Linked DNA regions of Mus musculus: region 2 is linked to region 1. The links are chromatin loops, found by intact Hi-C in ENCODE. Cell type or tissue: left cerebral cortex. All regions are shown on one strand. Links, peaks and the distances in the headings refer to the core of each region. The heading gives the core; the rest is flanking DNA.

Region 1 (16,543 bases), core at 7,811-12,810:
GGTTAATAATTAAGTAAAATTCTTAAAATGTTAGTAGTCACATACCTGAGGCAGTAGGGCCACATACTGAGAAACTAGAATTGTATTTTGCTTTCAAATTCCTGAAATCATAGCATCTATGGCTTCATTGTAGGGCTGATATTGAATGCTCTGCCCTGACCCTGAACTAATTGGATGTGTTCAAGTCTCTGATAATCATTTCCTGTGCATTTTCACACTTGTTTATCTATTGTGGTGGTATCCACAATTTCTCCTCAGGTGGGAGCCTGCAAGCTGCTATATCTGAAAACACTGCGTCCAATAATCACTTCCAAGAGCCCAAACTCAAAGACATCCTTCTGCAGATTTCCTTGGGACTTAAGTACATCCACAATTCTGGCATGGTACACCTGGACATCAAACCCAGTTAGTATTTTTCCATCTATATTCCTGCCATATTTTCTCTTTTATAGACCATCCTGAAAATCCGCCCCTGTATACATTCAATCTCAAAGACAGTACTGCCTATAAGAACCACTTTCTTCCATTTCTTTTCATAACAAATTCAAGTATCTTTAATTGTTCTCTCCTTGAGCCAGGGGATACAAGGGAAAAAAGACAATTTTTCATGTAGAGCAAAAGTATTAAACTAGACATTTAATTTACCACATGTTGGCCATATTCTGATTGTGTGGTAACTAGTACTGTGCTTTTCTAAGTCATCCGTGCGCAGGGTGAACAGAATAAGTGTGATCACTTATGAAGCCTAAGGAGAAGTTATTATTTTATGGGTTTTGTTTATTTTGAGACAGCATGTCACCATGCTCTCCAGAGGATGGGGATTGTATGAGGGTGGTTCATCTTAAACACATGTTAATCCATGACTGGCTGTTGTGATCCAATGTAAGAAGTTACAGAGCTGTGTGTGTGTACCCAAGAGGCAGATGCAGAACAGTTTTTTGTGTGTTCAAGACCATCTACATTATGAGTTTCAGACTTTTCAGAAGTACACAGTGAGACAAAGACAGATGGAGAGTGAGAGAGGGAACAGGAAGGAGGGAGGGAGAAAGGGAAGGGGGGAGACCATGTAGAAAAAAAATAAAATTAAAAGATTAGTAGTTATTTTGCAACCATACCAAAGGAGAGAAGCTGGAATGTCATGGCCATGAAAGGCTGCTTATGTAGTGGGAGCCCAGGAATCATTACTTATGTCTACTCTATATTTTTTGAGGTAACATCTTCATTTGTCATAAGATGCAGTGTGACTCTCCTGTAGGCCCAGAAGAGGCTGAAAGTGAAGCTGACTGGTTTCTCAATGCCAGTGTGATGTATAAAATTGGTGAGTCTTCTTTTCTATTCCATCAGTATATCACTTTATCAATAAACTGATAACTATATTTACTCCAACTCCAAGAAAGACATATTCGTAAAAACACCCTTTCTTTCTCTTTTAAAAGGTGACCTGGGCCACGCGACATCAATCAGCAAACCTAAAGTGGAAGAAGGAGATACTCGTTTCCTGGCTAATGAGATCTTGCAAGAGGTATAAATTAGGGAGACAGGGTGAGGGTGGGCTTGCTTTTTTATTTTTAGTTTTTTTGAGAAAGAATCTTGCTGTGTTATCCAATATGGCTGCTTGCAAACCTGTTGTCCCCTTAGCTTCCCAAGTAGCTGGTGCTACAGCTGTTCAATGAATTCTATAATTAATTCAACTGTTTTAACTCTCAAATGAAGGCTTATGGTGCCCCAAATGAAGAGTATGCATGTGTAACTCAAATTGAAGTCTCATTTACATTCAGACCAAACACAGTAATGAAATTCCCAAAATGCACAGGAATGTTGTCTTCCTCAACAATGAATCAATATTTACATAGTTCTTTCTAAATATCCCTTACTGTTTCTAGTATTTCTTAGAATTCTTAGCCTTGTGGGTTGCATAGTAGGAAGGAAACCATCTCTTCATGGTCATCTTTGTCTTTAGCATGTTATCTTCCTGATAGCCCACCAGCTCTTATCACTAAAATGACTGTTAGTGTCTTCCCATTTTCTAGGTTTTCTGTTAAGTCTGACCTAGCTTGACTATAACTTCTTTCTGGGTAATACTTAGGGAAAAAAGTGTTTTCTTGTGATCAGCTAATTATATGTTCATGCCTCCTAGAATCTGACAGAAAAAAAATGATGCAGAGATTCTGCCATGGTCTCTTGGGGCACAGAAATATTGTTAAGGTTTGTTTGTTTCCTTTAGCTTCTTAGGCATAACCCAGCAACTACAGTAAATATAACTGTTGGTCCAGAGGCAGCTGAAAGTGAAGGGCTCATAAGATTCAGACCTCTGCCAATCACATTTTAGACTCACTATCTTTGGCAGACTAACTGGTCCTCCTGTCTTCTGTTTTGTAGAATTACCAACACCTCCCCAAAGCAGACATATTTGCCTTAGGATTAACAATCGCAGTGGCTGCAGGAGCAGAGTCTTTACCCATCAATGGTGACATGTGGCATCATATCCGCAAAGGGAACTTTCCAGAGATTTCCCAAGAGCTCTCGGATGACTTTTATGGTCTACTCAAGGTGAAACATCTTCTGAGATGAAATGCAGATGAAATATCAGTGAAGACAGGCATGGTGGTGGGGGGAAGGGGTTAGGTAAATATGAACTTGGTTGGGATCATGCATGAATGAGAGGAGGAAGGATGTAGAAGTTCAGGTAAGACAGAATGAAATTTCTTCGCAAAACGTAACTTCCATAATACACTGATGTGAACACTTTTTATTTGTTCTTCTTAATAACCCCATAGAATAGCAGGTGGCACATCTTTCTGCAGCAGAGGAGCTCTTGTATTCAGTTAATAATTGGCCATTCTAAATCAAACCTTGTCTTTCCCCTCCAACTTCAGAGTCTGCACTGTCGTCAATGACACTGTTTTCTAAAAGAATCACCTAAAGGGTGTCTTTAAAAGTGTAAGCAACTTAGAATAATGGTAGTCTGCATTTACTCAAGAGTTTCCCATAGCTGAAAATGGTAGAGATGTACAGAGTAGACTTGGACAGTTTTTCTCAAGTGATATTGAAGCATCAGAGAAAGTAGATGAAAGAGTGTATCTTCTACTGAATTAAAAGGTTGAAAGCCAAATGGCTCTTCAGGCAACATATAAGAGACTTTTAAGTATTTTATGGTCACTAAGAGACAACAACAACAACCACAACACAATGTAGTGGAAATCCAAGTCATAGGTACAGACAACCAGTGTTACCAGACATGTTCCACTTTCTGTTCAAGGTAGAACAATGTTCCACTGAGGTCAAGCAGTTTTACAAAACCTACTGGTAGATATTGAGCTGAAGTTGCCTTGACTGGGGAGATACTGCCAGTATTAAAACTGTTTTCTTCCATGGTCCTAACTCTGTCTTCAGAACATGATCCACCCAGCTCCAAAGGAGAGACCATCTGCAGCAGCTCTGGCCAGAAGTCGAATTCTCTGGCCTTTCTTGGAGAAGACTGATGAACTCCAGAAACAACTGAATTTGGAGAAATCCAAGACAGCCACACTGAAAAGGTACAGTTGGCTGTTGGAGTCAAAAAAGGATCGGTTTGAACCACTCCCAGTGGTCTGACTGGACTGATGTGTCTTTATAGAGTCAAGTTTATTGTTTATTCTACATCATCAGACATAGGCTCTGCCCACAGGAAGCCTGGCAGTGTGCTTTATTTCTGGCATGAGACTCTGCAGCTCTGAGGTTAGACAGCTTTGAAAGAATTCCAGGTAATGCAAAGGAAGCAAGAGGGAGGTATACAACACCAGCAATAAGCAAGTCCTTGGATTCTGAGGGACAGCAGGTATCAAAGTAACTGGTGACCACCTAAGCTAGTCTTAGCTAAATAGAGATCTGTTTTATGATACCTTGGTAAGTGGAGACCTACTTCAGAAAGCACCAAGTTGCAGAGACAGGAGGCAGGCATCATATCCTGCTAACATGTGTAGAGGATTATATGTTTTCCCTAGAAAAGGCAATCTGATTCATCTCCCTTTGATGTAGGTTTGTATTCATTTGTTTGTTTATTTCTTCATTAGACAAATGGGAAATAGTGTGGGTGTGGTTGGAAGAGGTCATACAGTGATTTTTACATAAGCTTTTGAAGGAATTCTTAGTTTATTTTTGTATATGTGCACTTTTGAAAATAAAAGGAAATGAAATATGGTCCTTGCTTGAAACTTGCTGAAATGTTCAATTTTGTTTAGCTACAAAGTCCATCCTAGAAGGACTAGCTTGAAAACCTGAACAGTCACCAAACCCATGTTTTGATTTGAGCTGCAGAGACTCTCAGCCTTTAGTGAAGTAATTGGCTATTCCCAATAAACCACTTCATATTCTTTTGCTCTTTTTGAGTTTCTTTGTTTCAGGTAATACACTACAACACACACACACACACACACACACACACACACACACACACACACACAGGTGTGTGTGTGTGTGTATATATATATATATATATATATATTCATAGGAATGCAAATTGTGAAGATGTGTACATACTCTGTGAGGCTAGGCTGGAGCTACAAGCGACTGTCATTGTTCAATACAAATGACAGTTGATGGGCACCCATCATATAGATGAGGCAGATGGCATCTTGAAGTTGTCTAGATCAAGGGGTAGTAAACTTGTTCTATAAAGGATTAGATATTTAGTAGTTCATGCTTTGAAGGATGTATGATTTCTACTGAATTGATTCATCTCTGCCATCGGTGAATGGAAACAACCACTGAATATATATTTGTAATATGTATATAGCAGATACAAATGAGTAACTGTGTTTCAATAAGATCTGTAGTTTGTTGCCCCATGGTTCTTATATTTTGCCTAAAGAGTTGTTCACCTAGAATTTTAATTTTAAAGGTGATTCATGAACCATACATGTATCAACCTTCTAAATGATAGTAAAGATCATAAGAATTGATGATGCCATTCTGCATACAGCTCAGGCTTGATCCTGTAAAACTGAAATAACAAGAGAATTTAGCTATGACTATAAATACTCCCTCCCACTAGGGAAGACTTTACCCATGCCTGTCTTCGTTGATTGCAGGGAACTGAAAAAAGCTCGGCATATCCAGACCCCTCAGAGAGAAGTCCACCATTGTTATTATCAGATCTGCAAAGGCTCAAGACACCTCCTGGTGGGAGGAAGGAGGAAGGCGCCCTCAAGCTTCACCCGTGGGACATCCTCCGTGTAGGAACTCACTTCTGGCCTTTTGCTACACAACACAGCCTTTTGAAAACTCTTACAGGATACAAAACTGAACCAGCTTGAATGTACAAAGATCTCAAAAGCCATCCTGATGTGGCATCTATAGGTAAGATCACCGAGCTTCCAGGGTTTCTCCTTAGCAACGGTCTTGTGTATCGTAAGTACTGGAGTCTTCTTTTCCCTAGTGATGTATTTCTAGAGCTGCTTACTAAGGACTCCTAATGAATAATCAGAAAACATGGCTCTGAACTGAAAGGAGAAGCAGAAATGTGCTACTTTGGCCTATGGATTAAGAAGCTGCCGTTACTTATTCTTCACTGGGGTCCAAAGAACTTTCCCTGTACATAAAAAGGGATAAAATATGGCTTTAAGTGCCAGCTTCCAAGAGAATGTTGCCTGTATTTCAGAGTGCTTTCCAAGATCTGTCTGCTCCTCCAATCACCAGCTCCTTTGAGCAAGGAATTTGCCTACTATACTTTCTGAATGGAAGCAATCTCTTTTCTGATTTTGCATTATTAAATAAAAGACTATCATTGTGTGAAACAACTAGAGTAAGACTATAATTTGGACATTCCTGAGCTGCTTATTAATTTGTGAAACACAATCAGCAGAGGCAGAGGACCCAGGAATTTTGGTGTACCTGTTCCCCGTGTGTTCCTCACGTCTTAGGTCTCTGTGGCTGACTCCAGTTGCTTTTCAGTTTTGAACATCATAGCATCATCTGGTTCTCTTGATTTTTTTTTTTTTTTACACCAGAACTCATCCTTTTGTTTTCTTGCTTTTTAACATATTTTAATCCAGATCATTGTAAATAAAGATTTTATCTTATCCAAAGACGAGCATGGGTAAAACATTCTTATTTGTGCTGTGTACAAAGAATGTGAACTGAACGTTAGAGCTTCTTGTAATTAGGAGGAAATGGGGATCATTAGTGGCATGTCTTTGTGTTAACACCATAAACCCAATGGCACAGGTACATCTATAGTGACAATATTGTTCATAAATATATGCTTTTTACAGTCTTAATGAAGGCAACCTGTTAAAATTTTAATTAAAAATTAAGAAAAATATCCCTACTAACTACAAAGTATTTCTAAAGTTGCTTTCAAAAACAAAACAAAACAAAACCCTTAAGCCCTTAGCATAGTAGAAGGATTATAACCTCCTCACACTCACTATGAGGCTTTATGAAAAATGATTTGAAAGTGAGAACTTGATTAGATTATGTGGTGGTTTGAATATGCTTGACCCTTGCCAGGGAGTGGCACTATTAGGAGGTGTGGCCTTGTTGGAGGAAGTGTGTCATGGTAAGGGTGGGCAATGAGAGCCTCCTAAGCACACAGGAGCCAGTCTTCTCCTAGAGGCCTTCAAATGAAGATATAAAACTCTCAGCTCTTCCTGCACCATGCCTGTCTGGTTGCTGCTAAGTTCTCACCTTGATGATAATGGACTGAACCTCTGAACCTGTAAGCCAGCCCCAGTTAAATATTCTCCTTGTAAGAGTGGCCTTGGTCATTGTGTCTGTTTATAGCAGTAAAACTCTAAGACAGACTAGTCAAAGGTGGTAGTGCTGGTTGGTTGGGTTTGTTGTTGTTATTTTTTTGTTCCAACTTTCTATTTCCAAAACTTTCTGTTTATGATAAATTATTGCCATCCATAGCTGGAACTTTAATACACACACACACACACACACACACACACACACACACAGAGAGAGAGAGAGAGAGAGAGAGAGAGAGAGAGAGAGAGGAGAGAAGGCCAAAGGTAACAATGTACTTTGCACTCCTGGGTATAGATAATAATATGGTTCTTCTTCAGTCAGTTTGGAAAGGTTAAAATCTGTAGTTGTTGTTCCCAGATTGTAAAAACCCTACAGAGACCACCAGGAATCACACCCCGCTGAAATCACATGAGGGTCTTTATTCAAGCTCGAGCTTGGGCCACCAACCTTCTTGATGGAACAGGAAAGAGAGTGAACCCCCAGGTCTAAGTGAAGGGGGTTTATAAAGGAAAAAAATACAAGCAATGTTTCCAAGCCTTGGCATTAGAGGAAAAGGAAAAAACACAAGCAGTGTTTCCAAGCCTTGGCATTACATGAGAGGGTAAAGGAATGCTGTCCTTCAAACCTGATACCTTTTGTTTAGACAGCGTGGCAGAACCATGCAGCTGGAAAGGGACCTTTGTGACCTGGGAGAAGTAACTTGTGCTACCAGAAGCTGGTGTAGTTTTACAACTGGCCACAGCTAGGGTTTGCTGCTTTTCCTCTGTTCCCAAGGCTGGCATTTGCTGGATCACCAAGGGGAGAGAGAATGCTAACTGCTCTGGCTCTGAGCAGGGTCAGGAGAGTGTAGGATGTGATGTGCAGGGTATCTCTTCATAGTCTACTACTATTAGAGATTCAAGCTGAGCATAGCTCCAGTGCCACAGGCTGCCATCACTTTTCACTGGGAAGGCTGTGTCCACAGGTGAACTACTTGATCAAATCAGTCAGTCTCCCTCCTCCTGCCATTCTCTCTCCTGCTCTGCCTTAGTCACTGCTCTACTGTTGGAAGGAGACAGCATGACTGAGGCCAACTCTAATTTTTTTTTTAAAGCTTTTCCTTAAGGGCTTGCTTATAGTTTTAGAGGTTAGTCCATTATCAGCACGGTGGGAAGCAGACGGCGTGGCTCTGGGAGCAGTAGCTGAGAGCTTCCCATCCTGATCTGAAGGCAGCACACTGGTAGACACTAGGCCTGGTGGAGGGTTTAAAACCTCAAAGCCCATTGCAAGTGACACACTTCCTCCAAGAAAACCACATGTATCCCAAAGAAGCTGCCACATCTCTAAATCCTTCTGATTCCTTCCAAACAGATCCACATCCCCGGTAAACATTAAACATCCAGTCTCTGGGGGCCTTCTCATTCAAAGCACTTCATGTGGTGTCTTCCCCTCCCTCTCTGCCTATGGAAAGGGTTCTGGGTTTCCCTATAATGACATTGGAGCATATTATAGATTCTTGTATCTCTAACAAAAATTTTGAGCCTTTTTTTTTCCCCCAGTGAAAATTTTTTTGGTTCCTCAACATTTTGGCTTACTTGAATTTGAATATGCCCGAAGTCATATTTCCACTCATGTTTTTGTGTTCCCCCATGAAATTTCTAGGTACACTGTAAGCTAGGCTTTTTATAACAGGCTTTTTATGTTCTAGGAGCTCATCAATGGGGATGGCATACCTTCATGGTCATTTATAATACAATATGCAAAAGAGGGAGGGAGTAACTAGTTGAGGAGAGCATTTTTAAAGTGTGTACAGGGCTGTATTTCAGATTCTGGGGATATGGACAGCTGACCGAGGTTGAAGTGTCTGTTGCACTAAGAAGGAACATTACCAGAAGCAATACCTCAGTTACAGTCTCTCCCTCACACTGTACAAGAACATATCCATTGTAATACCTTTTTTTTGTTGTTGTTGTTAAAAGGAAACCATGAAGGAGCAGGACTTGCAGCTTCTTCCAGATAACCAGCCAAGGAAGGAGAATGTGTCAGTTCCTCTCTGGGTGGACAACAGGGCTCAGTCAAGACTCCCCATTCAGGGGTTCTTTATAAAACGTTAAGGCAGGGTGCTCTCAAGTTTCAGTTGTCTATATTTTTCTTTAACCAACCTTCTCTACATTCTTCAAATAGAACAAAGGCAAAACTAACGGGATAGTGAAGAACAGAACTGGCTATACATGAGCCAATAGATGTCTGCAATGGGGAAACAGAGTTAAGATTTACTCCACAGTTCAAGTCTGGGACCACTGAAACAAAGCTTGCGAGGTGGGCGGGCGGGATTTCTCTCTGGAGGAAAAGGAGCAACTTTGTTTTTCCTTTGTCTTGCCTCCAAAGCTCATAAAGAGGAAACCATTGAACTAATGTAGCAGGTGGGATGTCTTCTTATTACTAGGGTGTGTGTGTGTGTCCCTGTCCAATTCAGTGCCTCGTTATTTCAGGAAATCAACTTTGTAAAGGTAAAAGTACAGGGAAGTAAACATCTATAAAGGCGTCACTAGTGAGCCAGACAATAATTCAGACCCCCCCCCCTCCTAAAATCAGAAAGAATGGACCTTAGGAGGCAGTGTGTCTGTTTGAATGGTTTGGAGTTCCCTTCTGTCTAACACTGGAGCCCCACTGAATCTTGTTGCCTTGGGTTCCTTAATTTGTAGGATTCATAAGTGCGTTACTTCACTAGGGCCAGGATTAGGGTAAACAACATAGGATTTAGAGGAGCAAAAGAAAGTCAGCAATCAAAAGAAAAGATGTCTCAATGCAGTATTTTGGAAATGTTAAAACTAAGAAATTTTACTATGAACATGATATTACCAAATACAAGATCAACAAGCTTAAGTTACTTGAGATTGTTTAAGACTGTCACTGAGTGCTGGATGTGATGGCACATGCCTTTAATCACAGCACTAGGGAGGTAGATGCAGCAAGGGGAATCTCTGGGAGTTAGAGACAAGCCTGGTCTGGTCTACATGAGATCCAAGTTTCAGGCCAGCCAGGGATACACAGCGAGACAGTGTCTTTTTTCTTTTCTCTTTCTCTCTCTCTCTCTCTCTCTCTCTCTCTCTCTCTCTCTCTCTCTTTCTTTCTTTTAAGCTTTTCCATCTAGAATAACTGCCAAAGATGTAGAATTGAAACACAAAATGAAAAAAAAAAATCTAAAAAATACTGATCAGTTTCTTTCTATAAAAGTAAAATCTTAATTACACTTTGCTTTAAAATAAAGCAACGTTTTGACTTTTAACACTTCTTCAAAATGTTTTGGAATTTCATAAACTTTTAATGTTTTAGGGAAAACATATATACAAATACATAATATAAGGGCGCATTTCTCTTGTGCCTTAGGCACAGTTTGGGACCGGTACTTAATAAAGATGTTAAAAATTTTGCTCCTCACGTGTTTCTTGAATTTTTTGACTTAACATGTTAACATATCTAGATCACCGAGGTTTTGACAGCAATTAATTCTTCAGTCTTACTGCATTAGGAGACTTGTGTCGGTTTTAGTTCCTCCAGGGGCTCAAATATGTTTTATTTCACCTACCTCACTCCCTTTCCCAGGCTGGGAACATCAAATAATTTCAATTTAGGGCTGGGAATAGAGTTCTGGCCAGAGTTTGGTTAGCCAGTGCGGGGCCACTACCGGAGCGAGGGTGGAGATCAGGAAAAACAAAACAAAACAAAAAACCCCAACAACCAAACTAAACCAAACCAAACAACAAAAAAACAAAACCAAAATCGTAAAACTACCCACAGGTGGCATCGTTGATCCGCCCACTTCCGCCTGGACAGAAGTTCCTGGCACTTCTAAATTGAGGGGTCGTGTTTCCGGCGACATCAGCCGGCGGCATTTCAACGACGCACTTCAGAGATTTCCTGTCTTTCCTTGCATCTCGCGAGCTTTGCGGGCTCCGTGCGCCGGAAGCGAGCCGCTGGCGGTCGGGCTCTGCGTGTCCGGTGAGGGAGGGGAGAAGGCTGGCACGAAGTTGTGTTTCCCGAGTGCACGGGCGCGTGCGGGGCTCGGGAGGAGTTGTGCGGCTCCTCGCTGGAGTCCGAGTGTCCCCCGCCGTTCCCTGTGCTGCTCGCGAGCGCCACTTTGGGGGAAGAGCAGCCTCTTGCCCCCGCGGCGAGGCTGGGGAGCCGGGCTTACTCAGCGCTAACGGGGACGAAGGCACTGATTTGCGTCCTTTCGGAGTAGCGTTTACTGTGCCCGCACTGTTTGTAGAGACAGTTTTAGGGGTCTAGAATAACAGAACAAGTTGGAAAAAAAAATGTCCGAGACAACTTCTATTGTAAAGAAATCTAGCAGACAATGGATTGCAAGTGAGAACAGGTTTTTCCCCTCTTTTCTGCTGGTTGAGACCCAGAACCACAGAGTTTCTTTTGTCTCGCTCAGTTTTTGTTTTCAAAAAGAAAGGAACTCCCCACACGTGCAAAAAATGCGGTTGCAAATTGGGTGCACGAGAAGCTGGACGCGCTTAGGATTTAGGACTAGAGAGCATGTGTGTTCTTGATGGATACTGTAGTTTCTTGATTTATCATTTTTCTCTTTTCTTTCTTTCCTTTAGGAAAAGCCTAAAGATTAGGTTGTAAGAAAAACAGAAGCCATGTTTCGAAGACCTGTGTTACAGGTAGTCACTTTTCTACATTAGTGAGTGCTCCAACCGTGTTTCCATAGTCTATAGCCATGTTTTGTTTTGTTGCTTTTCGATTTTGCATACATAAGCACGAGATTCTTACGCCTATCCAGCGTGTTCTATGTGTTTATTTGATGTGGGAGATTCAGAAGGGATTTTGTGTGTGTGTGTGTTTATGTGTGTGTGAAGCTCATAATGTTTACTGAATCAAAAATGATTTTTAAAGTGTATTCGCATATGTAGTACACCTCATGAATTTAATTTAGTAAATATTTGTTACCAGTGCTTAGATCAGAGTATTCATTTAATTATGTAAGTTATTATTATCATTTTTGTTTTGCTGTTTTTGAGACAGCCACTCATAGTTAAGACTATCTTGAGACTCACTGTTAGGCTGAGATGACCAAGAACCTTCCTCCTCCTGCTTCTACTTTGTCACCGATGGTATTTCAGGCCTGCCCCATCGCACCTGATTTCTTCTAACCTTGTCCCATATGGCTCTGGTCTTTTATGACCTTCTGGCCCCTCTCCTCCCCACTCCCATCTTGCTATCCAGAGAGCAGAGCTCACTTCTTGCCACAAATTCATGACCATTCTGCAATCTAGTCGGGTGTCCTCTACTCTAGCCAGCCTTAAGCAGGCCTTAATTACCATTTTTCCTCAGTGTGGCACGTGGGTACCAAGTCTTGTAAATTCTCCTAATGTAAAATCTATTACTTTTCTTCTCCTCTTAAGACTAATGAGTCAAATTCGTTATAAAAGTCTGTTGTCTTCCCCATCCTACTCTTAAGTTGGTCTATCCTTAGCTCCTTACTGTAATCCACACATACTCTGAGCCTTTTAAAATTGAAGTTATACTATAGTATCTTTTTAAACCAAATGGGAAGTAAGTTTGCATTTTGAGGGTATTGAAATAATCCTCTCCCTATTTCTTCTTTTCTACTAGATTATGTGTATGTTCCTAAGATGAGGCATATTGTTATTTTATAACATTTAATGAACACTGGCTCTTCTGAATCTGTCACATTAGTATTTTCTGTGATCGTGACAAAGGAACTGAGTAGCATTTTGGTCCTGTATCGTGTAACATCTTATTCTTATATTTATTCTTAGTGATAGTATATAGCTAAAATCACTCCAGGAAAAGGTGTTCATTTGAGTGGTATGGAGAGAGAAGGCCGGTATTAAAAGACCAGGGAAGGAAAGAGGTCCCAATTGGAATTTTTAAAAAGCTAGGTTTAGAAATCATAATGTGGTAACCTGTCACCTCAGAGTTGTAGCCTGTCTCTGCCTTCATTTGCATGGAGAAGTTGCATAACTGGAAATTACGAACACAGCAGCTCTCACGGACCAGTTGAAATGACCCTTCTTATATGGTAGAATGTCCTTGAAAGTGAGTGTGAGAAGTTCTAACTCTCTAACTCACTAACAGTGAGAGTGACAGACAAAAACAGCATCACCCTCAGCCACTGCCTGAAGCCTGCAGTGCCCGCAGGTCCTAAAAGAATTCTTTGGCCTGCCTGCCAGTCCCTTTTTTTTTCCCGTGTGGGGGATCCCTGCCTGCTATATTAACAATGCTGCCACGTGCGAAATGTTTCTCTCTTAGAACATGTCTAGCTCTCTGAACTCTCTTGTGTGTAGTGATGTAGACTCTTCTTACCTGCGTGGTAACCATAGAACAGAATGCCTGTAAGACAGCAGAGGGCAAATTGGAAAAACAAGCTTGGTGCCACACAGCCCGGAGTTGTAAGGCATAAATCACCACTGAATTCCTAGTTTCCTGGACAAGTGGTGACTCTCTGGGCTTAACTTTCCTTGGAACTATGGTAAGGGTAATTTGACTTTGTGTCTACAAAAGTTAAGGATTAAATGGTAAAAGTGTAATTTGTTTAGTGTGTTAAGAGCTGCATTCTTCTTCACTAATTATGATTTCATTGCCATACCTTTGAACCATATTATTTGTACTCCTTTTCTGTGATCTCCTCAAGGAATGAGGTTTCCACTGCGCCAAGCTCACTAAGAAGCTGCTGACCTTCTGTAGCAGCCTCACGAAATCAGTGCTCTTCATTGTCAGTGCTCACTCTTAGATGGAACATTCTAGGCCAAACATTTGAGATGTCCATTTCCTTATGGTTTTTGAACAACCAATCAGAAAAAAAATGTATTATAGACCTTGTAAGATTTTATCCATAGTGCTTATTTCAATGTGAAAAAGATATACAACAAATGTAATGGATATTTGCTACTGTTTAACTAGTTTTCTTATTGCCTACAATTTAGAATGATGCTTAATATACAGTATGTTTAAATATCATACCACTCAATTGCTTTTTATGTTTACTCAGTTGCTCTATAAAGCACTGATTGCTTTCTAGTCTACTTTCTACTCTGTTCTCCTTTGCTGTCCTTTTCTGGAACTTGTAGGAACTGTTGATTAAATGGTGAATAAATATGAGTAGGTCTTCTATTGGCATTTCTCTTTTCTAAAAAGTTTAAAACCATATTACGTGTTTGTTCTCCTTTAGGTATTTCGTCAGTTTGTAAGACATGAGTCTGAAGTAGCCAGCAGTTTGGTTCTTGAACGATGTAAGTACCAGAGTCTGAGTTTACAATGTTATTTACAGTGCTTTGCTAATACTCTCAAAGTACTATAATCTGGTGGACTGTGTTCAGCCATGGGTTGCAGGATATTTGATCACACTGTGAACCCTGAGATTGTGTTATTTACTGATACAAACAAACAAACACCCAAACTGTTTCTAGTTTCAATGTGGCTCAGCCTTAGCACATACCTTTAATCTCTCTAGGTGAAATACAGAGCTGCCCTTTAATCCCAAACAATGAAGGTAAAATTTGTTTGTAGAAGGAAGCACCCATATTTGAAAGTGATGTCTAATTGACTAGCAGACAAAGTGAATCAGAAAGATTTGACAGAATAGGATATGGCCAACTCTCATGAGAACAGAAAGGGAAGGTGCCTGAGGGTCAATGCAGAGAGAGGAGGCAGTTTTACTGGGGTGGTTATAGAGAGACAGGTTGTGAGGACAGAAGGAGCCAGAAGATTAGAGCATATTGCTAAAGTTAGTATGAGGCCAACCAGAGCAATTCAGTGAGAGGCCAAGAGAAGCCAGGTTGAATCAGTCAGCTTGGAGAGGAATTTGAGCTATAACAGCAGAGTTTACCAGCTGGCCAGAGTTCAGAAAGACTAAGAGTGAGCTTATTCAGCAGCAAGTTTCAGAGGTTGAAAACATTGTAGAACTAAGATTGTACAAGGCTAGAAGCTTCCAGGAGGAGGCCTAGGTTAGCATACAGCAAGCCTTGGAGACAACACTTTCTTCGGGCAAATAAAAAGTAATCCTTGGAGACAACAGTTACTTCAAGCAAATAAAAGATACTTTCACAGTATGCAACCCATCCTACATTTGGTTTATTTTACCCTGCACCTCTAGCTGTGAAAACTTAGTGTAAATAGAGCTTATAGTGTGGATATCACCCCCTCCTGCCCCACTGTCTGATGAGTTCTTCAAGAGTGTGTTATACAGGGTTCAAAGAAGACTCACAGAAATACTTCTTTTTGTAATAGAGATTTTCTTAAACCTAAGATTTGCTTTTTTAGCTCAAGATAAAGAGCATAAAGTTTGTTCTGTGGGGCTGCTTTCTGCTTTCTGCTTTCTTATCCTTTCTCCCCTACAGACTTTTCCTTTATTTGTTGATCTTGAGCTTGAGTTTTTCATAATGCAGAGATTACTGCTGAAGCAGTATTTGCAGTTGTTCATTCCCTGGACATGTCTGTCAGTTTCAGGTGTGGGTTTATCCTGTATAACTACCCTGCAGACTATAATGAATAGAACAGGGATGGCTCACATCTCTGGTCTTGAAGGCTAAGACCAGTGTGTCAGCATGGCTGGGTTACCTGTCAGGCACAACTTACAGGTTTGCAGAGAATTGCCCTGTCAGTTCTGTCTTTGGATGGCAGTAGTGGGGTAGTTGGGACTCTGATCTTTTTTCTTTCCTTATAAGGACACTAATTCCCTCACGGAGACTTCACCTTCATAACCTCATCTAAACCTAATTTCCCACACAGAGATCACCTCCAGATACTGTCACACTGGAAGTTAAAGTGCAGAGAATCAAGCTTTCAGGATGCATAAACATAGAGCACATGGCTCTATAGAACATAGTCATCAGCTGTTCTCAGTTTCATTTCCTCTCTTCTTTGTATTTCAGCTCTGAATCGTGTTCAGTTACTTGGACGAGTAGGTCAGGACCCTGTCATGAGACAGGTGGAAGGAAAAAACCCAGTCACAATATTTTCTCTAGCAACAAATGAGATGTGGCGATCAGGGGATAGTGAAGTATACCAAATGGGTGAGTGTAAAAGGCCCTAGTTGTTATTTATCAACAATAAGTAGACATTACTTATTATTTCTTACCTAATTATAAAAATGTTAACTTATAGGTAGTCTGGCTTTATTAGTTCTGTTCTTTTTTTTTTTTTTTTTTTTTTTAATAGAAATTGAAAGCTTGTTTTCCTGAGACATGTTCTGTGTTGGCATTTGTGTTACCTGCTGGCATCTATAACCTCATTTCCTGTATCTGGTGGTTTAGGTGACGTTAGTCAGAAGACGACGTGGCACAGAATATCAGTGTTTCGACCAGGCCTCAGAGATGTGGCATATCAGTATGTGAAAAAGGGGTAAGTTAGAGAAAGGGTCGGTAACAAGTGTTCTCTTGTCTGCCTTTCTCCGAAGTGCTGACATTAGTATGTATTTATTCCTTAATATCCTGTTCATGGAAAGTCTCTGGTTTTAGCCCGCTGACAAGTTAGGACAAACAGCATCTGTACTTAAATAGAAATAAATGAGGCAAGATACTGCGTGGCCATTGATTCTCCAGCTGCAGGTGCCTTTTGCAAAGCATCTACAGCGTTTGTAGGATATCCTGTGTCCCTGTGATCAAGGATCATGGAGGTCATACCTGGACTCTGAGCAATCACTTAATGTCTTTAGAGGATCTGGCCTATTTGATGTCTGATGTGCTAAGTTATTATGGTAGCTTTCACAGTAGTTATTTTATATTTAATAAATTTTTTAGACCTAGTAATTCCCATTTGGAACACATAGGTTGATTATATATTGGAAGTATCTTTT
Region 2 (16,543 bases), core at 3,986-8,985, 47 kb before region 1:
CTAGCTCCTCCATTGGGGGCCCTGTGATCCATCCAATAGCTGACTGTGAGCATCCACTTCTGTGTTTGCTAGGCCCCGGCATAGTCTCACAAGAGACAGCTATATCTGGGTCCTTTCTTGTCCACATCTTAAGTAGGGCAGAGAGTGAACACTGGCTTTGCCACAGTCCTGGGTTTAGATTCTGCCTGTCTCCCAAAGCAAGTCACTAAACCATTTATTGATAAGCTTCAATTGCTTTAACTAGAAAACAAAGATTAATAAAACAACCTTCTCCTGTTAATCTTACTTTTAAGTATTGATACATTAGCATAATGTCTAACTCATAGGCTATGCTAAGAAAGTAGGACCATGCCCCACCTCCAGCCAACAGGTCTGGAATTAGCACCCCTTCTTTTCTACATAGGCAAATGCTTTAGTGACCATCTCCTGTCCTGGGACGGTTTGAATGAAAACAATCCCCACAGGCAATATTGGAGGCCTTGTCGGATGAAATGTCACTGGAGGTGGGCTTTGGGGTTTCAGGAGCTCAGCTGTCTCTTCAGGTCCAGTGTCTCTCTATCTTCCAGATGCCTGCTGATCCAGATGTAGAACTGTTGGCTCTTTCTCCAGCACCATGGCCGCCTGGTGCTGCCATACTTCCTGCCATGATGATAATGGACTAAACTTCTGAACTCTAAGTCAGCCCCAATTAAATGTTTCCTTTTATGAGAGTTGCTGTGGTTATGGTGTCTCTTCACTGCAATAAAACCCTAACTAAGTAATGTCCCAAGACACCGTCTATAAACTCATGCATTATTTCTTTACAAAGGGAGTCCTAAGCTTCACTGAAATATCTTGTGCCCAGCCACAGAACAGGGAGAAAGGAGAAATAGTAGATTCGTGTTCTTAGACCCTTTTATATCTTCTGACTACCCACTGTGTGGCCAGATTTCCTGTTGATATTAAACAGAGATGCTAGTATAAATGCAAAGGATGCAATAAAAATTCCGAATAAAACGTCAGAAATAACATAGCTAAGAAATATTCCGTCTGCCCTTCAAACTCTACATCCTTATGCTTGGCTTTACATTAGCAGACACAATCAAAAGCATCCGCCCTCCTCAGAGTCCAGCATGAGCGGCCCAGCATATGTGGCTCTGTGCATGGTTACAGAAGGCATATTGTTTAAGATCATTTACCTTATGTTTTAAATGAACCCAAAATGCTTATATCAAACCCAATTCTATCAAAGGCAGAATTCTGCATGAGGCTGAAGCATAATTTCTTTATCATTTAAAAATGAACCCATAATGACTATCCCCAGACACATGAGAGAACAGCCAGCCTCACCTTCATCTCTGGATACATATAGCGGTGAATAGAAGGCAACCAGTAGACAGGTGGCAAGCTGCCACCCCTCCCGGGGCCAGCGTGGAGCACCCCTTTCTTGTCTTCATAGAATGCAGCCAGATGAGAGTAATGTCCTGGCATCTCCAGCTGGTGTCTGTGTAACACACATGCACAGTGAGCAGCTCTGCCCAGCATAACTACGTATCTCTACCAAAAGGGCTAAAGGCCCAGATGCACTCAGAACACCTGCACCTGGAGGTTACCTTCAAGTCTCCATTACTGTTAGAGAATAGCTTTATGCAAAGCTCAAACACAAGGTCTGAAATTCAACGGCACCATGTGATGCACATTTAGAAGGAACAGGCCATGTCTAGTGTCTAATTCTTGAGCAATCTATGCTGCAGATCACATGTAACTTCTCAAAGCACTGTTTATATTGTGAGAAGAGATAACTCAGAAAACCACACTCCATGCCAACAGTTGCTTTGCTTTATGTAGAATGTGAGCATGCATGTTCTGTTACAATAGAACTGAGAGAATCTGAGCCCTCAATGTCTCAAAGGGAAGAGGGGGTCAGTTATGACTGAAGGTCACTGAGGGCTCATACTTCCACATCAGCTAAATGAATCCGAATCTCCCCTCCCCTATTCCACCCCTGTCTCAGCCTCTACTCAGGCTGAGAGCCTTGTCAACCAACCCTCAGATCAAGACAATGACACTTAGGTCCTAGACCACTTGGGCGACGCAGAATGATGCCACCGGGTCAACGCTTTATGTTGCATAGGAACATTAGAGGTTGATTTTGTTCCTTGTCCAAAGATGCTGGACTCTTGGTACCAAAGAAGATGGCTGTATTTGGATGGATCGTAGGACACAATTAGGTTAAAGAAAGGTCTTTTGAGGGAGCCTGGATTCTATGTGACTTAAAAAGGGGAAATTACACATGCACACACAAAGGCGTGGGGTAGACACGTGAGGATGATTGCAGACAATGGGATGATGCAGATGCCCAGGAACCCAGAGCCAGCCAGCAAAGCACGGAGCCAGGAGAGACGGGGGAAGCGGCCCTGCTGACACTGACACCTTGACTTTTGACTCTTTAAGTCTCTGGAACTATGAGACAGTAAGTTTCTTTTGTCTAAATAAAGATACTGCTACCCAGTCCCAGCAAGGTAATATAAGGATGAATAAAAAGCTCCGATCCCTTCTGAACCCTGGTGTATTTTCTCAGAGCCTTCCAGTGACCACCACACAATGAAAAAGAAACTTCAGAGAAGACACATCCCTGACTGTGGCTGAAACAACACTGATAAGTAATATCCCCGCTCCTCCCTCCCACCAACATGCCATGAATCCTTCCTTCTCCAAGTTGGAATGCAAGCTGCTCAGAGTCAAGATTTCCACTGAAAAGGTAGTAGTAGCTGGTTTCAGTCACTGCCAGCCCAGAGTGGCTTCCAGCACCCACAACAAGACGATGGCAGGAGACTATGCGGACAAGTTTGTATTAAAAGCAGAAACACAACATCATCACTGTACTTAAAAAGATACTATTAGTTGTGTGTAGGTGACAGTGCACATCTATAATCCAAGCACTTGGGAAGCTGCGGCAGGAGAATCATGAAGTCAAGGTCAGCATGGACTATACATAGGACCCTGCCTCTACCCCAAGAAAATTTCAGAAAATAATTACTAAAAATAAGGGCCTCTTTCTAATTTTAGGGGTCTGAAAAGCTTTGATTCAGGAGGCAGCCATGTGATAAACAAGCCTTCAGGTGCTTAGAGCAACTGCCGGTGCTCTCAGAAATGCTGCTGGGCTGGACAAGAAAGCCTGATGGCTTACAGTCTGGCTGGCTGTTCTGAGAAGGCAGTGGGTTGCAGGTACTCTTCAGGGAAATGTGTCAAGCTTGATGCATAGGTGAAGTTCAAAGGTTAGGATCCATTTTCCCTTAAAAGCCCACTGAGAATTTCTACATTGTCTTTAAAAAGGTAACATTTAAATAACTCACTCCGCTACTCAGTTGTGGGCCTTTACTTTTTGACTACACTCAACACCATATCTGGACCAAGATTCTACAGAAAACGTCAGAACTATGAGTCTTTTAGACAAAAAGCTAGAGACAGAGCCGGCTCTTCCACTAAGCCCGACAACCTGAGTTTGATCCCTGATCCCACTCCCACACACAGAGGAGATAGATGTGTGATGTAAAGAGAAAACAACTAATTCAGAACTCTGTCCTTTGAGCCACTGCTTGGTAGGACAGGATAACAATAACAGACAGTGCAGAAGAGAACATGAACTCGGAGGCATAAATAGAAACTCACAGCTCAGCCATGACTGTTACCCAACTGTTGAGGGAGCCTGGGTTTAAACACATGGTAGATTTTGTAACAGATGAAGCCACACCACCAAGAAAAAACAAAGGGTCTGAGGGCAACAGAGTACTAGAAGACAAGATGTTTTTCAGAGATGGATATGATGAGGTTATCAGTAAGGGCAGGTAAACTCAAACTTCACAAGCCAGTCATGTCAACTGAGCAATAGTCCAGTGGGGAATAAATGACTCAGTGAATGCTGCAGATGTGAAGCCTCCGCTGTGTGAACCAGATCGGAGAGTCCCCTGTAGAGCCAGCCACTCTGGGGTTCTCTTGAAGCCCACAGTCCCCTGCGCTGATCTGCCTACGGAATGTGTGCAGAAGTAGTGTCTTTAAGTTGAGGTTTCCGCTTCCATCTCTCTCCTTACTGGTTGCAATGTCATATGATGAAGGTGAGTCACCGTCCACCATCATGCTGGGAGATGGGTGACACGGAGGGCCCTTGCTCCAGTCACCACCCACACTGGAACATTTCTCTCCATCTGGTCTCAAACCCTGTGCTAGAAAGCTGGAATTCTGACTTGTTCCAACTGCTGTACCTTGGGATCTCTTCTCTGTTATAGGAACTTAGTTTCTAGTTTAGCTAAAGCAGACACTGATACCCAGAAAATGAGTTACTGTGGAATCAAAAACCACAGTGTTGAGGCTTAGAAGCTGGGGAAAAAAAAAAAAAAAGAGTAAGGAAAACGAGAAGTAGTGTGTGTGTTTGGGGAGGTGGGGGAGGAGCAGCTCATTTCTGTTACAATCCACCAATTTAGATCTCATGAGGCTGGGAAAGCCAACTTCTCTGTACCCAAAAGCAGTTAAGACTCTTGCTCACTCCAAAGTATTCTTGGGTAGACAGGGAGTCAGAATAAAATGTAAGATACAGGGAGAACTAAGGAAAGAAGGATGGGCAAAGGATATGGACCAGATTAGATCCCATCAGCTTTAACTATGACCAGGTGGCTAGAGAGGTGGCTCAGGGGTTAAGAGGAATCACTGTACAATCAATCATGAGGACTGCAGCCCACATCCTACTATCCACATAAAAAGTTTGGCATCCTACACAATTGCAAATTAAAAGGCAAGCCTGGGCTACAAAGCAAGACAGTAACTCAAAATGAATGAATGAATGAATGAATGAATGAATGAATGAGATGCATAGGGTTTATATATAGTATCAGTGCCAAGTACATACACACACTCTCTTATATATGTTGTATGTGTGACATACAAGGTCTTGCTATGTTGCTACTAATGTAAGCTAAAAGGCTTTTATTTCCTGGGCTAAAGCACCACCATGCCCAGTTGTCAAGGATATTTTATCAAAACACACAAATATATGTATCAGAAAACAGACTAACATTTTAACAATGCTTCTAGGAGTAGAGAAAAAATCCCCAGCACTGTTTGAAGTTTAATTAGGTTACCTGCATAATGAAATATATATGTAAATATAAAAAGTAACAATTTTTCTGCTTCTGTTACATATTATCCTACTACTCCAAAAAAAAATGATATGTATAAAACAATATTTAAAGTCTGCCTGCCTACCTGGGGGGAAAATCATAAGGATAGCAGCCAACTGAGTGCAAACAAAGATGTTCATGTCTGATTAAAACGTGATGAGAGTATTAATAAAAACTGAAAGTAAATATCTTCCCCAGCCTTCATTATAGGATGAAGAGCTATTTTATAATACATTTGCTGAAAGAAAGGAGGGTCACCTGAGGCTTGGCCCAGAGCCACTGATGCTGTAGGAAGACAGCTGTGGCCCTGGCCCACAGTCCCCATCTCCAGGGACTCACAGCACAGGCACCAGGTAACAAATCCCGCTGCTGCCCGAAACATATAGAAGCCACTCACAGACGCCACTTACCGAACCTGGTTCTCCAAAAAGTGCATGTAGCGGTAGAGCAGGGTGTAGGATGGAGAGAGGATGCCCACAGACTTCATCCGAGCGCCTCGCTCCAGCTCGCTCTCCACAGGCATGTTGGCAAAGCAGGCCAGGCCAAAGAAGGGACCCTTCCGAAAATAGCTGAAACAGACCAAATATGCACTGCGGCTCTAATTTAGGGAAGATGACTTTTTTTCTTTTTTTTTTTGCTTTTTTTGCTTTTTTCCTTTGCAATGCAATCTCATCCCAAACGACCATGTTCAGAGCTCCAAAGCTGGGTCATAAAAGAAGCCATTCAGTCTCCCAAAGAGTGGCCACGGCTCCAAGACTCTAGAATGTGCCATCCCAGAGTGAAGGGGGGGTGGTGTAGAGTTAGCTTAAAGTCTCTAAGTCTCTACAAGCATGCAGTTCAAATGCCCACAGCCAGAGACTGTGGTATCCTCTCTGGCACAACTAACAGCTTCAATGGGAGAACCAGAACCAGGGTTGACCTTCTGGCTCCTTTGGGACTCAGTCTGTTTTCTCTCACAAATCCCAATTCTCTCAGTTCCTTGGCTTCTGACAGCTCCAATGCAGCTGACATTTCACTTCTTTCTCCCTTTCATGCTTGAATCAGCCTTGGTTTCAGGCCAATGCAGAGATTAAAGCTACAAATTATTCTCAAAGCATATCCATTGGCTTCTTACAAAATTCAGCAAGCACCATTTACAGGTCACTAAAACTGGCCTGCTTAAAGCTAGTATTTAACCCACACTAAAACCAAACCTCCCTGAGGTTTGCTCAGTAATAGCTCAGTTGTATGAGCATGGAATATTGGGACCCCACTGAGAACTCCAGAGCTGGAGCCCTTCTTGCTGGGAAGCTGGATAAACACACAGAAGACTTACATATACCATCTGAAGACACCTCTCGATAACATGCTCGGGAGAACATAGGAGAGACGGGATCGAGTGGCACCAGATAGGCTCAGAAGTACTCACATGAAATCAGACTGAACTTTATGGGACCCGCTGGCCATAGACTTGAACTCAACACCTTCAAGGTCAATATCTTGAGGTAAGCACCATTCTACCATGTTTCCTGTAGGAACAGGGGGATCAAGTTAACAGAAACAAAAACCACTCAGAGAGAAGAGCATAGCCCAGCATACATCGGTACTCAGAAATGTGCTGTTCCTCACACTGATCAAGAACTACTGAGATGCTCAGATGAACTACACCAGAGGACCAGGAGGGGGCAGTAGAAGGACCTCATCCCAGCTTCAGATTCAGTATCCTTTGAGCAGCTCCCTTCTGGTCACCCCCAAATCTTCCTCTCATGGCTTCATCTCTCCAAGTAGATTTATTTATTTATTTATTTAAACCTTAAGCTCCCATTTCTTCATCCTATACTGTTACCTCAATCTCTTGAGATTCTATTTTTAATCTTACCATCCAAATAGCCACTAATGTCTGACCAAATATATATATATATACACACACACACATATATATATACATATACATACATACATATACATATGTATATATATATGTGTGTGTATGTGTATATATATATATATGTATGTATTTACGTATGTTTGTGTGTGTGTATATATATATTATATATTCGTCATTATCACTGACCTCTTTGTGTTATTTGCTAATTCCTCAAAACTCCTCTTTCTCTTGACTTCCTTGAGAGGATGTAATTCTGGCTCTTCTCCTACTCTGTGCAGTGTAGCTCATCCCTCTCCTCACATGTGGCCATCCTCAAGAACCAACTATCAGCCTTCACCTCAGGAATTCTGGGACTCATTCACTCCTGAACTGATTTCTGGGTTTCTAAGCTTGGTGTTGGAAACATGACCAGAGGGAGATGAGAGTCTAAAGCTAACAGGATGACAGAGATGAAGACCAGCAGTTGCAGCTCAGTAAGGTGACTTCTATGACAGAAGGTAGGAGAGGCTGTAGAACCATCAACAATGAGTGTGCCTGAGACAGAGGGGAGGAGAGCACTGCACAGTTAGCTATAGGTGGGCCCAATATCCTAGAAATCTCTTCTGTTTTGTGCATATTCAAATGTTTCCAAAGTGAAAGACTAAGTAACTTGCGAGATTTCATTTTTGAGCAAATGTATTAGCACGCCAAGTCCCAGTTTTCTAGGCATTAAAACCATCAACAACTATCTTAGCCACCACCACTTTCAGATCATTGTATGGGACATCAGAGAAAACATGGTCCTGTCTTATGTCACTGCAGACAGCGAAGAGGATCACCCGGTCCCACACTCAACAACCTAAAGCACTTTCAAGTATTCTATTTTGGAGAAAAAAAGAATCACAAATCTAACTAACTAATGAATTCACTGAAACAAACAAACAAAAAACATGAAAAAAAATTAAAGTTCCATAAAATAAAAAGGCTAAAATGACATTTTGTTACTTTGGTTAAAGATAAGAAAACATGTTCACAAAGAATGTGAAACTAAGTTTCCTATACATCAAGGCCCCCCGTTCCTGCATTTTCTCCCTTGATATGCATGTACATCCATCCAAAATTCAAGGGATCTAACCTATAGGCTGGTGCACACTAGACACACCTGAGCTACATCCATCCCAGGCTCTATCCCCCACTCCTAATGCACTCACCTAACACTAACCCATAGCCACTTATAGCCTGAGGAAATTGAACTTACCTAAACTTCGTACTGAAGCCTAGCATTAAGTATAAATTATACAACACACCCAGTTTTCCCAGAGAGCATTCCTGTATAGGAAGCAACGGAAGGTCAAGAGGCAGACATAAGACACACACATAAGAGAACCTCCTGAGAGACCAATAAACTCAGCCTCTGATGAGTAATCGTGGTCCTGAAGAAGTTTGGTCTTTTTGACATTTTATAAAAGCAAGGATGTCTTCTGCTTATTATTATCACCTACAATGCTAATGATGGGTCCGTGTGTCACTTCTATCATTTAGATGTAGCACGATGTCTACTTCGCTACTGGTGCCCATTTAGGTCAGTGCTCACTAAAAGCTATGGCAACTAGCATTGCGGTAAGCAATTTGTTATCTGTTATCTGGTAAGTGCCTGGGCTGAGTTTTGATGGCCCTTCCCTGAGTAGGCTGAACTGCACTGCTCAGAATTCCCTTCCATGCATGGTTCCAATTGAAAGCTGAAAGTGGCTATGAAGGGATAACATCTGGAAGGTTGGTGTTGGAGCACCAGGCACTGTTGCTATCCTCACCTTCTGGGATGAGAACAGCAGCCCAGCCTTTCATCACAGTGACAGAAACTCTAAGACAATTGCCTTGAGTTTCCTAAGTTAGGTGTTTTCTCTTCCATAAAGAACATCAACTTCTCTTATAGGACACCCACACCACTAACACTGGAGACCAACTGACCAAGTATGGTGGGTGGTCCATGCCTTTTAACTTAACTCTTGGGAGTCAAAGGCAGGCAAGTTTGACTTTGAGGTCAAGTTTCAGGCCAAAGCAGGGCTATGTAGTGAGACACCATCTCAGAAGAAAAGGACAAAACAAACCTGGGAACGGTCACACTCACCCAGGTCCCTATCCACTCCCAGGAGTCCCCTCTGCCTCCTTCCCAAGATCACTGTCCTCCTTTTACATCCATCTACCCATGGATTCCAAGCTCCATGGACCGGCTAAGTAGTCCTCACAGCACATTACATAAGTTCTAGTGTCTGCAGCAATCCTTGCATGGCTGTCCTAGCCGTTGTTCCCCTGTCTGAATCTTGACTAACACGATTCCCACACGTTCCTGTTACTTCACTGCAAACCAAGGAATCTTTAGGCAAATATGAACAGGGCTTCTTTAAAAAATGTAAAGTATGTGAGACACTTTTATGGCTAAATTTCCTTAGGTGAAACAAAGACTATATCTATATCTATCTATCTATCTATCTATCTATCTATCTATCTATCTATCTATCTATATATATATATACACATACATATATATATATATATATATATACACACACACACACACACACATACATACATACACATATTGTAGGACTTCATGGAGCATTTAGTATGCCATGTTGCAATAATGAATCTCAGAGAGATCAACACTGTTTTCCAAAATCATTCCGACACTGCCTCTGAGTTTTGTTGTTTTCTGTTTGGGACAGGGTCTTATACTCTAGCCTAAGCTGACCAGACACTCACTGCCCAATCCTTCACCCTCAGCCCAAGAGCTAGAGTTATGGGAGTGGGTCAATATGCCTGGTGCAATAGTTCTATTTTTGAGGAGCAGTTTTGGAGAAGGCCTCATTGGTGTTTTTAGACATGGTGGTATAACAGATACTGCAAGCTGCCCCTCAATATCCATTCTTAAAACCTGCCCTTTTTAGCTTGGTACATGACCTCCCAATGACGGCTGTTCCTCCATCCTTCCTGCATGTAGGTGTGGGATCCAGACAGAAGTGAGGCACATAGCTACCGAAATGGACCTGAAAGGGAAGGGACACACTGCACTTTTCTCTGTCATGCTACCTAACACTGGACGGAGGTGATGTCATGATCTGAGGAACAACGACTCTATAAACCAACAAGACCCCAGGTCTCTGATGGCCCCACTGATCTGAACTCATATTTGTCTTTAGGCAAGCTATTACACACATGAAAAGGGAAGGGATTCTATCTTGACTACAGTGTAGCTACTGGATACCTGGTATTTATGACCAAGTTCATGTTCTACTTACTACAGCTGAAATAGAGGATAAAGTCCCCATTCTTCAGCCTCGTTCTCAAAACCCTCCTCACTGTAGCTCTGTGCCTCACCAACGCTCATCACTCATCGTAAGGATGCTGAGAGAAGGAGAGGGTGTCCTGTCTGCTGCACCCTTTCCTTTTAGGAAGCAAGCCCTTCTGGGTTCGGAGCCAGGCACCTCAGAACAGGTAGGTGAGTCATAGACAGGACTGGGGCTTCAGAACACCCTGCTGGGCGAAGTTCATTTTCTGCTGATACCCTCCTTGAAGAAAAACCAGGCATAGGCTCCACAGAACCTATCACGCTTTAGATGCCTAACCTCGCCCCCCCCCCCCAAACACACACATACACACTCCCCAGGACTCTGTAAGTCTCTGAACGATGGGAGAGGGGGAATTTTGTTTGATTTTTTTTTTTTTTTTTTTTTTTTTTTTTTTTTTTTTTTGCTCACATCCCAACATAGCTCGGTGCCTAGGACAAGAGAGGAAGGGCAGTAAAACCAAAACAAACTGGACAATCGTTTTTCTTAGGAACAAGCATGTCTTTATTCAGCTCATTGATGAATCAGTGGTAATTACCCGAGGCGTGGGAATGACACTCTGCCTATACAGGGAAGCTGCCTTATTCTGAGGAAGCATATTCTTAATTATTTAGGAGTGAGATTCAAGCATCATTGCAACTTATTTTCAAAGAGTTCGGGGCGGGGGGAGGCTTGGCGGGGGGAGAGGTATATCTAAATCCATATGATATCAACGCCATTTACAATGTCTGTTTAGCGAGGGCCAAGGCAGCTGATTAGGGAACAATCTAGACACAGATATTTGTACATTTTCTATTACAGATTCAATGAAACCCCAATTTTTAAAAAGCAACCCAGCTTGTCATTTAATAAATAATGGCAAATTAATTCTAAAGTTGAGCAGACCGGGATGGCTCAGTGGATAAAGGTGCTTAATTCACATCTCTGAAATTATGAATGAAACCCAACCTTACTTAAGTTGTGTGTGCCAGATATTTTACTATGGTGATGAAAAGGACCGAGTAACTTGGTAACTTGATAGCAGAGAATTTCACATGATTTCGACCATGAGAAATGCCAGACAATGCAGAACCTTCCAAACTCAAGCCATGAAGAAATGTACAGTGTTCATTCTTCAGCGTCTGCCTGTTGTGTGGAGCTGCCGCTGCCCCTGCTGGTATTACAACTTCCCCTCAGATCTCATGTAGCTCTTGGCCTAGTTCACTAGAACCCACCAGATCAGACCACCACCATTTACCTCCTTAGGCAACCTGCTAGGAGGAGTATATCCTTACTTAGCATTTCTGTATTTCTTACCCACCTCACAGCCTGACGACTGTCCTACTGTTCCTGCTGGCTTCCTCCCTCCTCCTTCCCCCCTCTCTCACTGTGTTGCTGACATTTTTGAGGGGTGTGTCCTCCTCTCACTCTTTTCATGAAATTAATTTACACTGCATGATATTTCCTAGCAGAAGTTTCTGGAACATGTCACTTCATATTACAGAGGAATTGACTGTATGAGAATGAAGCCAATATGACAAAATGTCAACAGATGGGGACTCTACAGGAAGGATAAACAAGTTCTCCCTCTGCGATTCTTTCATTTCTCGACCCCTTCCCCAAGGTTTAACCAATCTCATTACAAATCAGGGAAACAAATGAAATGCTTGAGATTTGCATATATACCTATATATGTGTATTGTATAGATAGATGTGTATGTATATATTAACATATATGAGGGAAGCATAAAGGACTTTATAAAAACCTCCAGTAATTGAGAAAAGAAACCACACCTGAGGTGGGACAGGGGAATATTATGATTTGAGGTAATCTTTTTATAAAAGTATTCTGAATTAAGGAATAACTTCTATATGGAATTTGTAGTTTAAAGAAAAAAAGGTTCTGTAGAAATAGAAATCCTTAAGGGAAATTATTTAATGCCAGAAAAACTTGACATGTAGTACTCCTACCTATCCCACGCTCGGAATACATACCCCACTCTCAAATTCACCAAACATCTTTCCTCTATTGAAAAAAGAACAGTGTGGCAGCCTGGAAGGAATCCAGCAAGCAGGGACCTTATAAAAGAGCCTCATCGCTGGCACATGCCTTTCCCTTCAGCTTGGTTTCCTTCCAGCTCTGTATCCTCCCAGCTCTTAGGCCACACCTTGGGTCTATCACAGGGCCCGGAAGGTCCTGCCTGGCCCCTCCTGCATAGACAGCTTAGGAGAAGGATTTCATATGGTCACCTAAGGAACAAATGAGGTGATCTGAAATGTGTACATTCAGCTGGTCTGGTCATTCAGTAAATATTGGTAGAGTCTAACTTGGCAGCACAATGCCCAGTGCTGAGCTCATGCAAAGGTAAACATACTCCCATTCAAGGGAACTGGAGCGACAAATAATTGGGCTAGCAGCTTATGTTCCTAGGGAAAGCGTGTAGGGCTGTGGATGCACACGTTGTTCTGAACTCTGCCATTCCCCCCTCCCCTGACTCTAAGGTGAGCCCAGGGGCTCTTCTGAGAGCCTCCCAAGCTGATGTTTTCAAAACTCTTGAGGGAGGGTTTCTATCCCAAGCTAAGGATACTTAAGAGAATCCTATGGTAGCAAGTACAGTAGAGTACTTGCTTAGCCCATGTGAAACCCTGGGTTCAATTCCAAGTACCATGAAAATAAGCAAAGCCTGTAAGACAGGGTCTCCCATCTATATAGGGCTACCCGTCTCCCAAGTACTCTGCTTAAATGTGAAATAACTTTACCCAGTGTGTACTGGTGTCTACAGAGCACAGTCCATATCCACGCCAAACTGGCTGGCCCATCTCAAAGCCTTTGAAGTAGAGAAAAGAACAATCCTGACCCCAACCTCTTAGAAGTTAGAAATTTGGTTCCCCCTTCTTTTGGGTGGCTCCAGTCAAGTACTTCCTCTTGAGGCTTCCTGTACTGGATATTGAGTGGCATCCTCTTAGCAAGACTGTAAGGGTGGGTGGGGCTATAAACATCCCCTGAGACTTGTACATTGGTTTTGTATCTTTTCTCTCAGCCACCTCCTGTTAGTACTTACACTTGGGACTCTAGCTTCAGCTAGGAGATAACACGGAATTCTGACTCAGGTAGGCGCTGGATGTAGTGGCTCACACCTGTAATCCCAGCACTCAAGAGGCTAAGGGTAGGAGTCTGAGACCAACCTGGGTTATATAGAGAGCTCCAGGTCATCCTGAGTTAGAGTGACAGATCCTGCCTCAAAATAACAAACAAAAACCAAACAAATGACAACAACAACCCAATAATAAAGGCAAGAAGCAGGAGCCAACTGTTGGTTGCAACAACACATTACTTGAATATAATAATGTTTTTTAAACAAGCCACTAAATCCATGGGATAGAAGAACCATCAAAGAGTGTTTTGGTCCAGTCCCTGTCCAGCCATTACCAATCGACTTCAGGTCTTCAGTATTTTGATGAAATCTTACATAGCCCTAAATGAGAACACAACCAAAGCATGAGGCAGACACAGAATGGAGAGTTCTGAATCAGGGAGAAATTAATCCTGGTAACTTCAAGGCAGCCATATGTCAGCCCATGGCTGAATGCCAGTGCACCAATTTTACATAGGAAGGAAAAGAAAAAAACACACTTCTGGTTACCAGGCCACTCTCACACACACTCGCATGCACTTCACAGCCCCACACATTTGCTTTTCTCTCGTGTAAACTGTTGCAGGGGCCAGAGGCATGCTCCTAAACACCATGGTACAGGTCCTGAGACCCCAGAAGCACACAGTAAGTGGGTAGGCATTAAAACCACCACCCTTACTTTCCTCTTTGTAGATTTTTCAAGAGAAGAAACTAAATTCCCAACAGATGGCCACATACTTGCAGCTTGAAACCACAGAGCAGGTGAATCACCAGCGGCCCAGGAAAGATTCAGCCAGTGTGGCATTAATCAATAACCACAATTGTGTTCTAATCAGCCACTGACAGGTGATGCAAAACACCGAAAGGACAGCGAGTGTGAACCCTCCTGGGACTTCCCTCTTACCTATCAGAACTGGTTTTCCCTTTCCTGCTCTGTGAGCTGGTGACTCTCAGGGCGACTGTCTATTTCCAGAGTTTCCATTGGCTTTCCACTGTCAAGCCCCTCCCATTTCTGAAAGGAGTCAGATGGGCTGGGCAGCACTCCAAGTTATGATTGGGTGCCAGACCTAGCCCTAATCTCATTATACCTTTCCACCTGCTCTGCTTGTATTTCCATGACAGACAGGGAGTCTATAAGGTTTAGAATGAAAACTGGTATGAGTGATTTTTTTAAATTAATTTATTTATTATTTTTGAGATAGGTTGCAATGCAGCCCAGCATAGCCTTGAATTCTAGGATTGTCATGCATGGGCCACACCTGGCTGCTATGTGTGACTGATTGCAAATATTCCCATTTGACAGATGCATCATTCACACAGGTGAAGAGATATTTGCATAATGTGGGTAAGAGCTACAGGTGGCAAGAGAACAGGTGATTCAACAGTAGCCTGGAAAGAAACATCTGGAAAACCCCACCAGGTGATGCTCTTTCCCCTTCTGAGCAACCCCAGACACACAGACACACACAGACACACACACACAGACACACAGACACACACACATACACAGACACACACACACACACACACACACACACACACACACACAGAGCTCAGGAAAATGCCCACAAATGCCCACAAAATAACAGCTGCCTAAAGTAACTCTCATAAAGAGAAGGTCTAAAGTAGGCAGATTCACAGGATGCCAGGCAGGAATTGAGGGGTAAAACTTCATCGGCATCTATTACTCTGGGGTGACAGCCCTGCCAGCCCAAGTGTGAGCATACCTTTCTCAAAGAAGCAGAGAAAAGGAAATTTTACTAGAAAGTCTAAGAACAGATTTAAAGTCGGGTCTGAAATCATAGAACACACACACAGAGCGAGCAATATTCTGGCTGCCAACCTCTTCTACCCAGCGTGCCAACTTAGCATCTGTGACTGGTTTCAATAGCAGCTTTGTAGCCCAGATGGCCAGCACCACCACCCTACAGCTAGTTCTCGGCTCCAGATAGAGACTCTGTGTGTGTGTGTGTGTGTGTGTGTGTGTATTTGCATGTGCCTTACCTTGAACCTGACGCCCTTGATCTTCCTGCCATTTGTACGCCAACCAACCAACCATAACTTTCCAGCAATAAGTCAGGAATCCAGAGAAAACTATCACGTCTGTCCTTTCCTGTCTGATTTTTCAGACAGATGCCCCCAAAAGCTTCCCAACACGTATGTTTAAAAGTGTGAACGAATTTCTCTCCTCCTTCCCGCCCTAAAACAGGAACTCACATTGTCCCAGGGATCCGCTCCACTCTCCTATTCCTTCTGTGATGGTTAATTTTGTCTCTTAGCATCACTGGATTTCCAGTCATCTAAGAAACACAGCCCTGGGGGTGGGGGTGTCTTTCGGGGTGTTCCTGCAAAGGTTTGACTGAGGAGGGGAAGCCCACTCAGAAGGTGGGGGTCATCATCCCATGAGTCCTGGACTGAGTAAGAAGGGGAAAGCAGGCGGGGTGTCAGCTTCCTGTGCGTGTGATGTCACTATCACCTCATGCTCTCATCAGCACGTCTTCCCTGTCACGTCTGACTGAATCTCCTCAAACCACAAGCCAAACCCTTCCTTCTGTGAGTTGCTCTTGTCAGACAGACAGACAGACAAGCCACAGCTATGGGTTCTCTCCTCCCATTCCGTGTGTGTGTGTGTGTGTGTGAGATGTCCCTACACACTGACTTGTAGATATGCCCAAGGTAACCCATATCGGGTGAGAGGACACACGAAATCCACTGCCTGGGTGGTGACTGGGTTGATTTAGCTCCTAAAAATGAAAAGTGAGGACAGAGGACAGGAAGGACATGGGGAAGTGATGTCAGGGCAGAGGAAGAACCCGAAACAAAACCCTCACACCTATGAAGTTAAGGTGACTCGTTCTGATTTGTGTACAGCAGCCTTATCTACTTGACTACTTCTGGTAATGCAGGCTGAGGAACCTGCCTGGTGGCCCAGTATTAATTAGGAACACGTGGCAGATGGGACTCAGGAAAGTAGAGAAGACCCTAGATTAAGATGAGAAGACAATACTGGTCACGGTGATGGCGCCAGCTTGCAGGACAACAGCAGGCCTCACGATCCTTTCTCAACTGGCCACCCTCAACCACCAT

What was found. A loop is a pair of places that touch in the nucleus more often than their neighbours do. Peaks named below come from ENCODE experiments on the same cell type or tissue, not always from the same donor. Only the 100,000 strongest peaks of a DNase experiment are listed, where the experiment ranks them.
Region 2: a loop joins it to region 1, with 2.6 times the contacts of the local background. A loop is called at or near these places in 12 of 42 quality-filtered maps.

Annotation. Positions count from the first base shown.
Region 1 is chr6:40,460,747-40,477,289 of GRCm38, forward strand. It overlaps Ssbp1 (single-stranded DNA binding protein 1), which reads left to right and starts at 10,669. Exons shown (of 6, transcript NM_028358.2): 1 at 10,669-10,713; 2 at 11,325-11,387; 3 at 13,919-13,979; 4 at 15,621-15,761; 5 at 16,002-16,089. The coding sequence starts at 11,364. Wee2 (WEE1 homolog 2 (S. pombe)) reads left to right here. Exons shown (of 12, transcript NM_201370.2): 7 at 259-405; 8 at 1,211-1,318; 9 at 1,437-1,522; 10 at 2,380-2,550; 11 at 3,394-3,536; 12 at 5,070-6,069. The coding sequence ends at 5,217. In left cerebral cortex, for the core only: a CTCF peak has its summit at 10,829; a DNase peak (open chromatin) is centred at 10,632; H3K4me3 peaks cover 1,734 bases; H3K27ac peaks cover 1,101 bases.
Region 2 is chr6:40,417,163-40,433,705 of GRCm38, forward strand. Dennd11 (DENN domain containing 11) reads right to left here. Exons shown (of 9, transcript NM_001356375.1): 2 at 6,562-6,661; 3 at 5,564-5,722; 4 at 1,330-1,483. Among named protein-coding and RNA genes, the nearest start is that of Dennd11, 11 kb to the right of the region's middle. In left cerebral cortex, for the core only: a CTCF peak has its summit at 6,806 (motif pointing right); DNase peaks (open chromatin) are centred at 4,134, 6,230 and 6,809.